Regions from separate parts of the Homo sapiens genome. Here region 1 is linked to region 2. The links are chromatin loops, found by intact Hi-C in ENCODE. Cell type or tissue: CD14-positive monocyte. All regions are shown on one strand. Links, peaks and the distances in the headings refer to the core of each region. The heading gives the core; the rest is flanking DNA.

Evidence for each region. Peaks named below come from ENCODE experiments on the same cell type or tissue, not always from the same donor. Only the 100,000 strongest peaks of a DNase experiment are listed, where the experiment ranks them.
Region 1: a loop joins it to region 2, with 2.6 times the contacts of the local background. A loop is called at or near these places in 1 of 110 quality-filtered maps.

What each region holds. Positions count from the first base shown.
Region 1 is chr20:19,866,302-19,870,694 of GRCh38, reverse strand. The region is part of intron 2 of RIN2 (Ras and Rab interactor 2); the gene reads right to left. Among named protein-coding and RNA genes, the nearest start is that of RIN2, 110 kb to the right of the region's middle. In CD14-positive monocyte, for the core only: no CTCF peak of the experiment used is centred there; DNase peaks (open chromatin) are centred at 2,124, 2,444 and 3,434; H3K4me3 peaks cover 930 bases; H3K27ac peaks cover 2,835 bases.
Region 2 is chr20:19,932,941-19,937,333 of GRCh38, reverse strand. It overlaps RIN2 (Ras and Rab interactor 2), which reads right to left. Exons shown (of 13, transcript NM_018993.4): 4 at 2,135-2,235. Among named protein-coding and RNA genes, the nearest start is that of NAA20, 82 kb to the left of the region's middle. In CD14-positive monocyte, for the core only: no CTCF peak of the experiment used is centred there; DNase peaks (open chromatin) are centred at 1,383 and 2,343; H3K4me3 peaks cover 2,922 bases; H3K27ac peaks cover 4,000 bases.

The DNA of each region.
Region 1 (4,393 bases), core at 295-4,294, 67 kb after region 2:
AACAAAGAAAGGCTGAGGAACCATTTTTTCTTTCTTTCTTTCTTTTTTTTGAAAGAGTCTAATGCTATAGCCCAGGCTGGAGTGCAGTGGTGCGATCTTGGCTCACTGCAACCTCTGCCTCCTGGGTTCAAGTGATTCTCGTGCCTCAACCTCCTGGGTAGCTAGGATTACAGACGTGCACCATCGTGCCTGGCTAATTTTTGTATTTTTAGTAGAGATGGGGTTTCACCATGTTGGCCAGGCTGGTTTTGAACTCCTGGCCTTATATGATCCACCCACCTTGGCCTCCCAAAGTGTTGGGATTACAGGCTTGAGCCACTACACCTAGCCTGAGGAATCACTCTTAAAAAAGATTAAAGAGGCCTGACACCTTCCTGCAAAAGACATGATCTGGACTAGTTCCTGGACTAGAGAAAGAAACATGCTATACAGGACATTATTGGGAAAAATGATAACAATTGGCATCTCGGGTTTAGATCAAAGTATCATATGATGATTAGGCTCCATTCTTGGGTCATCGAACTGTGGGAATGTAGGAGAACCTCCATGTTCTTCAGAAGTATATACTGGTGCAGTAAGTGGTGAAGGGGCCTGATGGCTACAATCTACTCTAACCTGGTTCAGAGGCTGATACAGGAAATGGGGCAAAATGGCACAGGTCAGTGAACCTGTGCAAATAGTACAGAGGAGTCCTCAGAACTATTCTTGCCACGGTTCTGGAAGTTTGACATTATTTCAAAATAACTTGGCCCCGTGAGGTGGCTCACGCCTGTAATCCCAATGCTTTGGGACGCCCAGGCGGGAGAATTGCTTGGGTCCAGCACTGTCATCTGGGCAACATAGCGAACCCCCTTCTCTACAATAAATAAATAAATAAATAAATAAATAAATAAATAAATAAAATTAGCCAGGCATGGTGGTGCACACCTGTATTCCCAGCTACTTGGGAGGCTGAGGTGGGAGCATCACTTGAGTCTAGGAGTTCGAGGCTGCAGTAGCTGTGATTGCACCACTGCACTCCAGCTTGGGCCCCAGAGCGAGACCCTGTCTCTCAAAAAAAAAAAAACCCAAGAACAAAATAAAAGCTTAAAAATCTCTAAGCAGTAAAAGTGATTAAGGGATGGCCTAAAGTCCAGGGTGAGGGTGGAGGCTTCATGGAGTGGCATGGGCCAATCCAGCAGCTCCACAATTCAACCAGGCCCCATTTCCCCAGCTTTTTCTATCTCTTGGTTTGGCCCTTCCCTGGGGTCAGTGCTAACCCATCTTCAGTGTGGCCAGTGATGACGTGGCTTCGTCTCCCCACCTCACCATGTCACAAAAGTCAGTAACCTCTGAAGGAATAGTGAGGGTCTTGTTCCCCAGAAACCCTTCCTCTCAAGTTTGGGAAATCCTGCCTAAAACACAAAATCTAATCAAGGTGGCCCTGACATCAGTCCAAACTCTGCCACAGCGTATATGGTCTTCATCAATTTCATTCAAACCTTTATTTGCATTTCTAATCCCTCTCTCCAGCGCAGACTCATCCACCCTGCGTGTTTCTGTATACATCACTCAGTCTCTGTTTAAAATGCCTCACCACCTGGTGAACACTTTTTTTTTTTTTTTTTTTTTTTGAGACGGAGTCTTGCTCTGTCACCCAGGCTGGAGTGCAGTGGCGTGATCTCGGCTCAACTGCAACCTCCACCTCCCGGTTCAAGCAATTCTCCTGTCTCTGCCTCCCGAGTAGCTGGAATTAGAGGCACATGCCACCACACCCAGCTAACTTTTTGTATTTTTAGTAGAGACAAGGTTTCACGATGTTGGCCAGGTTGGTCTTGAACTCCTGACCTTAGGTGATCCACCCCCCTTGGCCTCTCAAAGTGCTGGGATTACAGGTGTGAGCCAGCATGCCCAGCTAGTGAACACCTTTTTATCCCTCAAGACTTAGGTCAGAGATCATCTCTGTGCTAGCTTCCCTTCATTACCTATTCCCATTATCAGCCCTTCCCCTTTCTGGGTCCCCAAGGTCCCTCTGACAGCCTCCACAACATCATGATTATAGCTGTCTGTTTATCTCACATAGGCTGTGTGCCCCTACAGGATGGAGCACGGCCTGTTGTCGAATGTTCACGGTCTGCCCAGCATATCATAAAACCCGGATGAAACCCTAAGACCTGCCCTGCTCATTTCACGTGTTTCCTGGCCCAGTGAAAGTGTGTGGTATGAATTCAGGAGCGAATCTGTAAGAGTACTTCAAACAGTGCTGGACACTAAATAATTTACTAAAATAAAACGTTGTCCAATAAAATACATCTTCATTCCTTTGGGTATTTTACTGCATTAAGGAAAATTACCCTGTTACTCAAGCCACATGGAACCACTAAGAAACTCATAACGTAGCCAGGCGGTGGAAAGCGCGTATGTCCCAATTTCCTGTTTTTCTCCGAGACGCTGCTGCCCCAGCCTGGGTCAGGCGATGCGTGGTTTGTGGCCTGCCACTTGGGCAGCCCTGGCTCAGAAGAAAGGCCATCTTCATTTTATATGGGAAAGTTGGAGAAACCTCAGAAGAGCCGTGGTGCATAAATATCACGTCACCAAAGCAGGGAACTGGCCACACTCACAGGCCTCCTTGGGGCCTGGCTTGGTGTCAGTTCCTGCTGTGGAGCTTGGTTCGGCTCTTTGTGCACCAGCATGCCCCACGCCAGACATGACGACACTGATGGCTTTTGCAGCCCCAGCCACAGAACAGGCTGCTGATGCTGCCCTTTCTTGTCCCACGAAAACGCCTTGCAGTTCAGAGAGCAGGCCGGCTCACCCAGCTGCACAGCATTTTCAGAGCAGCTTTGGGGCCATCATCCAGCAAAGTCTAAATACCCTCCCAGTTTGATTCATCTCTCAGTTTTAGACAAACCACAACTCTTAAAATTCTCCCACTGCAGAGAAACTTGGTGGACACCACCATCTTAACTAAACTATTGGAGCTGGTGTCACCAGGAATAAAACAAACCTGCCACATGTGCCTCCTGATATCTGGGACTGAGGAGGCCACCGCATCACTCTGGGGCATTCCTGCCACGGGTGCAAAACATGAATCTACTGTGAGGAGCATCAGACAAACCTAAACTGAGGGTCACTCTACAAAAATGATTGGCCTGCATGCTCTAAAAACGTAAAGGTCTTAAAAGGCAACAAAAGCTAAGGATACATTTCAGAGTGAAGGAGTCTCTAAACAGAAGTGACAACTCAATTCAATAAATGATCCTCAGTTGGATGCTTAACTGAAAAAAAATGCTGTAAATGACATTATTGGGATAATTGGAAAAACTGAAATATGGGCAACAGATTAAAGTATTGCATCAATGTTAAATTTCCTGAATTTGGTAACTGGATTGTGATGATGTAAAAATATGTCCTTGTTCTTAAGAAGTAAACACTAAAGTATTGAGTGGTAAAGAGGCGTGACTCATGCAACTTACTGTCCAATGGTTTAGAAAAAAGTGTGTGTGTGTGCACATGAGCATGTGTGCACGTGTTGTGTGTGGAGTGAGAGGTAAAAAAGAGAAATAAAACAAATATGGTAAAATGTTAAAATGTGTTAATCTGGATAACTGACATCTTATGAGTCTCTGTACTATACTTGCAAACTTTGTGTAAATTTGAAATTATTTAAAAATGTAAAAATGCATTCCATTAAACAAAAAAAAAAATAAAAATAAACAAGATTCTTAGTGATGGTTTAACGTTTTCGCACAGCAAAACACTAACATGTGTGTTGAAAAATAAATTAATCTGGCCAGGTATGGTGGCTCACTCCTGTAATCCCAGCACTTTGGGAGGCCAAGGCGGGAGAATCGCTTGAGGTCAGGAGATCGAGATCAGCCTGGTCAACATAGTGAAACCCCATCTCTACTAAAAATACAATAATTATGCTGGTGTGGTGGTGCCTGCCTGTAATCCCAGCTACTCAGGAGGCTGAGGCATGAGAATCATTTGAACCTGGGAGGTGGAACTTGCAGTGAGCTGAGATCATGCCACTGCACTCCCGCCTGGGTGACACAGGAAGACTCTGTCTCAAAATAAATAAAATAAAATAAAATATCCAAAATTAATCTAGAAACACAATTTCACGTTAATGTTTTTTAAAAGCTTGAAATTTGATATAAAAAGCATATATGGCTATGTGTTTTGTGAATTTTGTATGCAATGTTAAAGATATACAAAAAGGTTTAAAGATGTAACATGTCTCTCTGCACTCCCCAGCCCTGTGGAGTCCTGTCTATCATATATCCTTTTTCTTTTCAGAGGTTACAAGAATTCTGAACTTGGAGTTCATCAGTCCTATATATCAGGGGTCCCCCACCCCCCAAGACTGCACAGCAGGAGGTGAGCAGTGAGTGAGGCAGTGAAGCTTCAT
Region 2 (4,393 bases), core at 185-4,184:
CTCCAGGGGTTTTGCTGAAAGCAACTCTGCTACCTACTGGTCTGCTTTCCTCTTCCCTCCTCTCCCCTTTGGCTGCTGCTCTGTGCCAGGCTGAATTGTGGCCACAGCTATGCTTTTCCTTGATCTTAGAAATAACTGAACTGGCCCTCCTGACAGCTCCATTGGACAAAATGGAGAAATTAAAACCAAACTCACTACTTCTAAAAAATCAGCAAGACACTCCAGCACAGAAGCCAAAACTGTGTAGCTTTTTCCCCACAGCACACAGTTTCCACATCAGTCAAATGCAGGCCCTAAAGAGCTTTCCCTCCTGGAAGTGCTAGGAAGATTCCGTAAGTTAGTCGCTATAAGCGACTTAGAACAGTAGTTTAATATGAACAGTGTTGCCACATGGCCAACATGATCTATATTGTTAAATAAAGACAACTCATCTTGCTTTTTCCTCTTTCTTTTCTGTTAAAAAAAAGCCAAATAAAATGCCTTTGCAAATGTATAAATTCATGAATTAAGCAACATAGCATTCAAAGTGACATTCATCTGGGAAAAAAGGCTGTTGTGGACTGCTTACAGTTATTCTTACCTCTGAAAAGGAAAAGATGGAAGGAAATGTTAAAGATTAAGCAACCACCCAGCTCTCACTCTAATACCCACCGGAGTCAGAAAACAAGATCTTGAGGGCCCCTCACATGTTCAGAACGTCCTTCTCACACCCCCAAAATCCCCTGTGCTTATATGCAGGGGAAAGGTTTCCGCCGCTCTGTGTCTGGGTGTCTGTCATCTGTGGAGCTTGGGGTTGATCTCACAGAGCCGCCTTTCCTGGCTATGAAAGAAATCAGTGCTACCAAAGCTCTCTTTTCTGTTGTTATCAGCCTAGACTCCCAATTAAATTTTAGCTCAACAAGGCACAGGATAGAGAAATTCCCTGGCTAAAGTTCCACGATGTTTGAAACTACTCTGGAGGTGAGGCAGAGAGTCACTACCTGAAAATCATTGTGCATTTGTCTAGTTTATGGGGAAAAAATAAGACTTTCACACTGAGGTCAAGAACAATCATAGAATGCTGGGTGTGCTGCAAGGAGCAGGGGGACCATCTGGTTCACCCCCATCGTTTTGTAGAGAAGGAAAGGAAAGGAAGGCACAGAGAATTAAGGGTGAGTGCTGTTCCCCCAGAGACATCGGGTATCAAAGTACCACCTTCCAGCTGCAAGTGCCTCCCTGGGATGTTGCTCTCTCCCGTCAGCGTATGGCGGAACTAGTCGGGCTGGTTTGAAACTTGCCTGGACAACCAGAACCATCTGGCTGGCCTGCCTGTTGCATGACTTGCAGGCAAAACCTACTCCATAAATCTCAGCCTCACACTGCTCCAGGCAGGCTCAGCCCCACTTTCTGGGAGAAAGGGGAAGCTGTTAACAAATCTGGCCTCTAAGGCACGAAGTGTCTGTGTCTTTTTATAGCCATTATATTGTTATCTTGTTAGCATCAAAGTTGGAAGAAGTCACCTTCAACTTCCCACCACCCCCCGACCTTTGCACCCCCTTTCTCCAGGTACAGACCAGTCCCTTGCCTCCTATTCAGACGGTGTGCAGTATGTGCACAGGTATCGCCTTCAACAGCACAGCACGCCGCCTTCCCTTTGTATCGAATTTACAACCACATCCAGTTTCCAATCACTGCACGGCTTTTCAGGTTAATGGTTTTTTGGAGACTGCTGGGGTTTTTCTCTGACCTGAGAATGCAAAATGAGTCCATCCTCTTTAGCTGCTCCCCTGTAAGCCTTCTGGAGACTCACACGGCTACACTGAATTCTACTTTGCACACGCTGGATCTTGCTGCATTACTGTTTCCATCATTGGGAGTAGGTGGATATGGCACAGACAATTTTAGGTTTCCGGGTTCTGGTGCCAGGAGGAATTGAGAGAGTATAAAGTTCAAGTGCCTTCAAAGTGATTAAAATAAACAAGCAGACAACTAGTTCCTAGGCCACTCCCACCTCCTACAGAGGATTTCATCTAGAGCTGCTACCACACTCCCAGCTCCCAGACTTCTGAGGAGTGACTGCAAGTCAGCCCTTGGCAGTGCCAGGGTTCACTCGATCCCTTTCTCGCACCCATCACCTAACCGTGTCTCTGGTCACCTGTGGGTTTCAGCGGGTTCCAGGCCATTTTCCAGGTTGACATCTGTCCGCACCATCTCCTGTTTCAGTTCTCCGATCTCCGAGGCAATTGTGTCAATGAGCTATTCAAAGACAAAAATAGTATGACGTCAGGAAGTGGAGAGGCGTGGCATGCCCACAGCGCCCGGGGAACTCAGGCTTTTCAATAGGAACAGAGATGACCATCTTTTTCTATTTCTTTTTTTTTTTTTTTAATCTTGGCTCTGTGAATTTCCTCTAGCCAGAGGAAAAAATAAAGGGGGAGGAGGCAGCTTCTCCTTAGAAAGGGGAAGAACTTAGGTTTCGGTATTGTAATAAGGAAAAGAATATGACACCCAGTTTGTTAGGTTTCAGTATTGTAATAAGGAAGATAATATAACACCCAGTTAGCTTTCTCAACATGAATATAGACGGGAATAAATACATCCTGGCAAAACCGGGCCTCAATATTCATTTGGCAAGGGAAACCCTCCAAAGGAACCCCCTTTGAAGGACTGAAATTCATACAATGATTATTTTGTTATAGAAATGAGTTTATTTAAAAGATATATCCAGCTTACATATTGATTTCTGACGACATCAAAATGATTTCTTGTTCTATTCTTTGCACTGCTGTGGAGAGAAGATTGTTGGGGAAAGGGAAGAGAAAGGACTGAGTGAGGCTGGGGTGGATGAGTGGGGAGGAGGGGAGTGGGCCCCAGGGCCATCTAGGGGAAAAGGCGGCCCCATCTCAGATCCCCACCTATCCATGCACCTGCATCTGACCCTTCAGGCTGGTCTAAAATCTTTCACCCTCCTATTCACTCATTCAACAGAGTCTTTCCTGGCGCGTACTAGGCACTGTAAGTGTACAGTGGCTGTTCTCAAGGGTGCCACTCTGCTCACTATTTTTTGAAAACATAGTAATTTTCCATACAAACGTTATTTACATTAACAGGTAACAGGTCCATTATTGTTTTAAAATAAGCGTTATTAAATTCCTTCATTTTAATTTCTAAGATGGCAACTATTTATAGATATGATCCATACAAACATAAGTTCTTTGGGATCCTCAATAATTTTTAAGAGCATTGGCCAGGCATAGCGGCTCTTGCCTGTAATCCCAGCACTTTGGGAGGCCGAGGCAGGCAGATCACTTGAGGTCAGGAGTTCAAGACCAGCCTGGCCAACATGGTAAAACCCCATCTGTACATAAATACAAAAAAATTAGCCAGGCGTGGTGGTGCGTGCCTGTAGTCCCAGCTACTCCAGAGGCTGAGGTAGGAGAATCACTTGAACCCAGGAGATGGAGGTTGCAGTGAGCCAAGATCATGCCACTGCACTCCAGCCTGGGCGACAGAGTGAGGCTCCATCTCAAAAAAATAACAACAACAATAATAATTTTAAAGAGCATCAAGGGGTCCTGAGGCTAAGAAATTTGAGCACTGTTCTCACTAAAGAGAAATGTTGTCTTGTCTCAGGTAGCTTTTATCCCACCCAGACTCTGGGAGGGAAACTTCACTTGCGCTTAAAGCTTGTTCTAAAATGTGACCCCATCTATTCACTCACTATTTCGACAAACTTTTATGGGCTCCCGCTTCATGCCAGGTACTGCAAATGGGGAGTGGAGCTGAGAAGATCTCAGTTCTCATGGAGATGAGATTCTGGTGGGGCAGAAAGACACCAGAACCAAGCACTGAGCAGTTCCAGAATGAAGACAGGTGAAGGTAATGCTGTGGGAGCAACAAAGGGGCCAAACAGATCAGGGCGGGTTGGTCAGGGCAAGTCTTTTTTAAGCGATAGAGCCTTGAATGACAAGAATGCCATGAAAAGATCAAAGGAAGAGCCCTCCACATGGAGAGAAAGTTCTGGAGGCCAGGAAGGTGTGCAGGAGGAGAGGCAGGCAGGGATCAGATCTTGCCAACTTTGTAGATCATGGTATTCACCACCTTGAGTCTTCCATGATAAGAACCATTGGAAGGCCTTAAGTAGGAGAAAGCCATTTTACATCTGTTTTATGGTCTAAACCGATCACCTTGGCACTGAGGTGGTTGGAAAGGGCAAGATGAGAAACAGGAAGACCAGTTAGGAGCAACTACAGTGGTCTAGGCAAGAGATGATGCAGCTTGGACCGAGGTGGTAGTGGTGGAACTAGAAAGAACGGGGGAATTTAGGAACAATTTGACATAGAAATTGATATAATTTGATGGATTGAATGTGGGGGTGGTAGAAAGAGAATAATCAAGGATGGCTCCGAAGTGT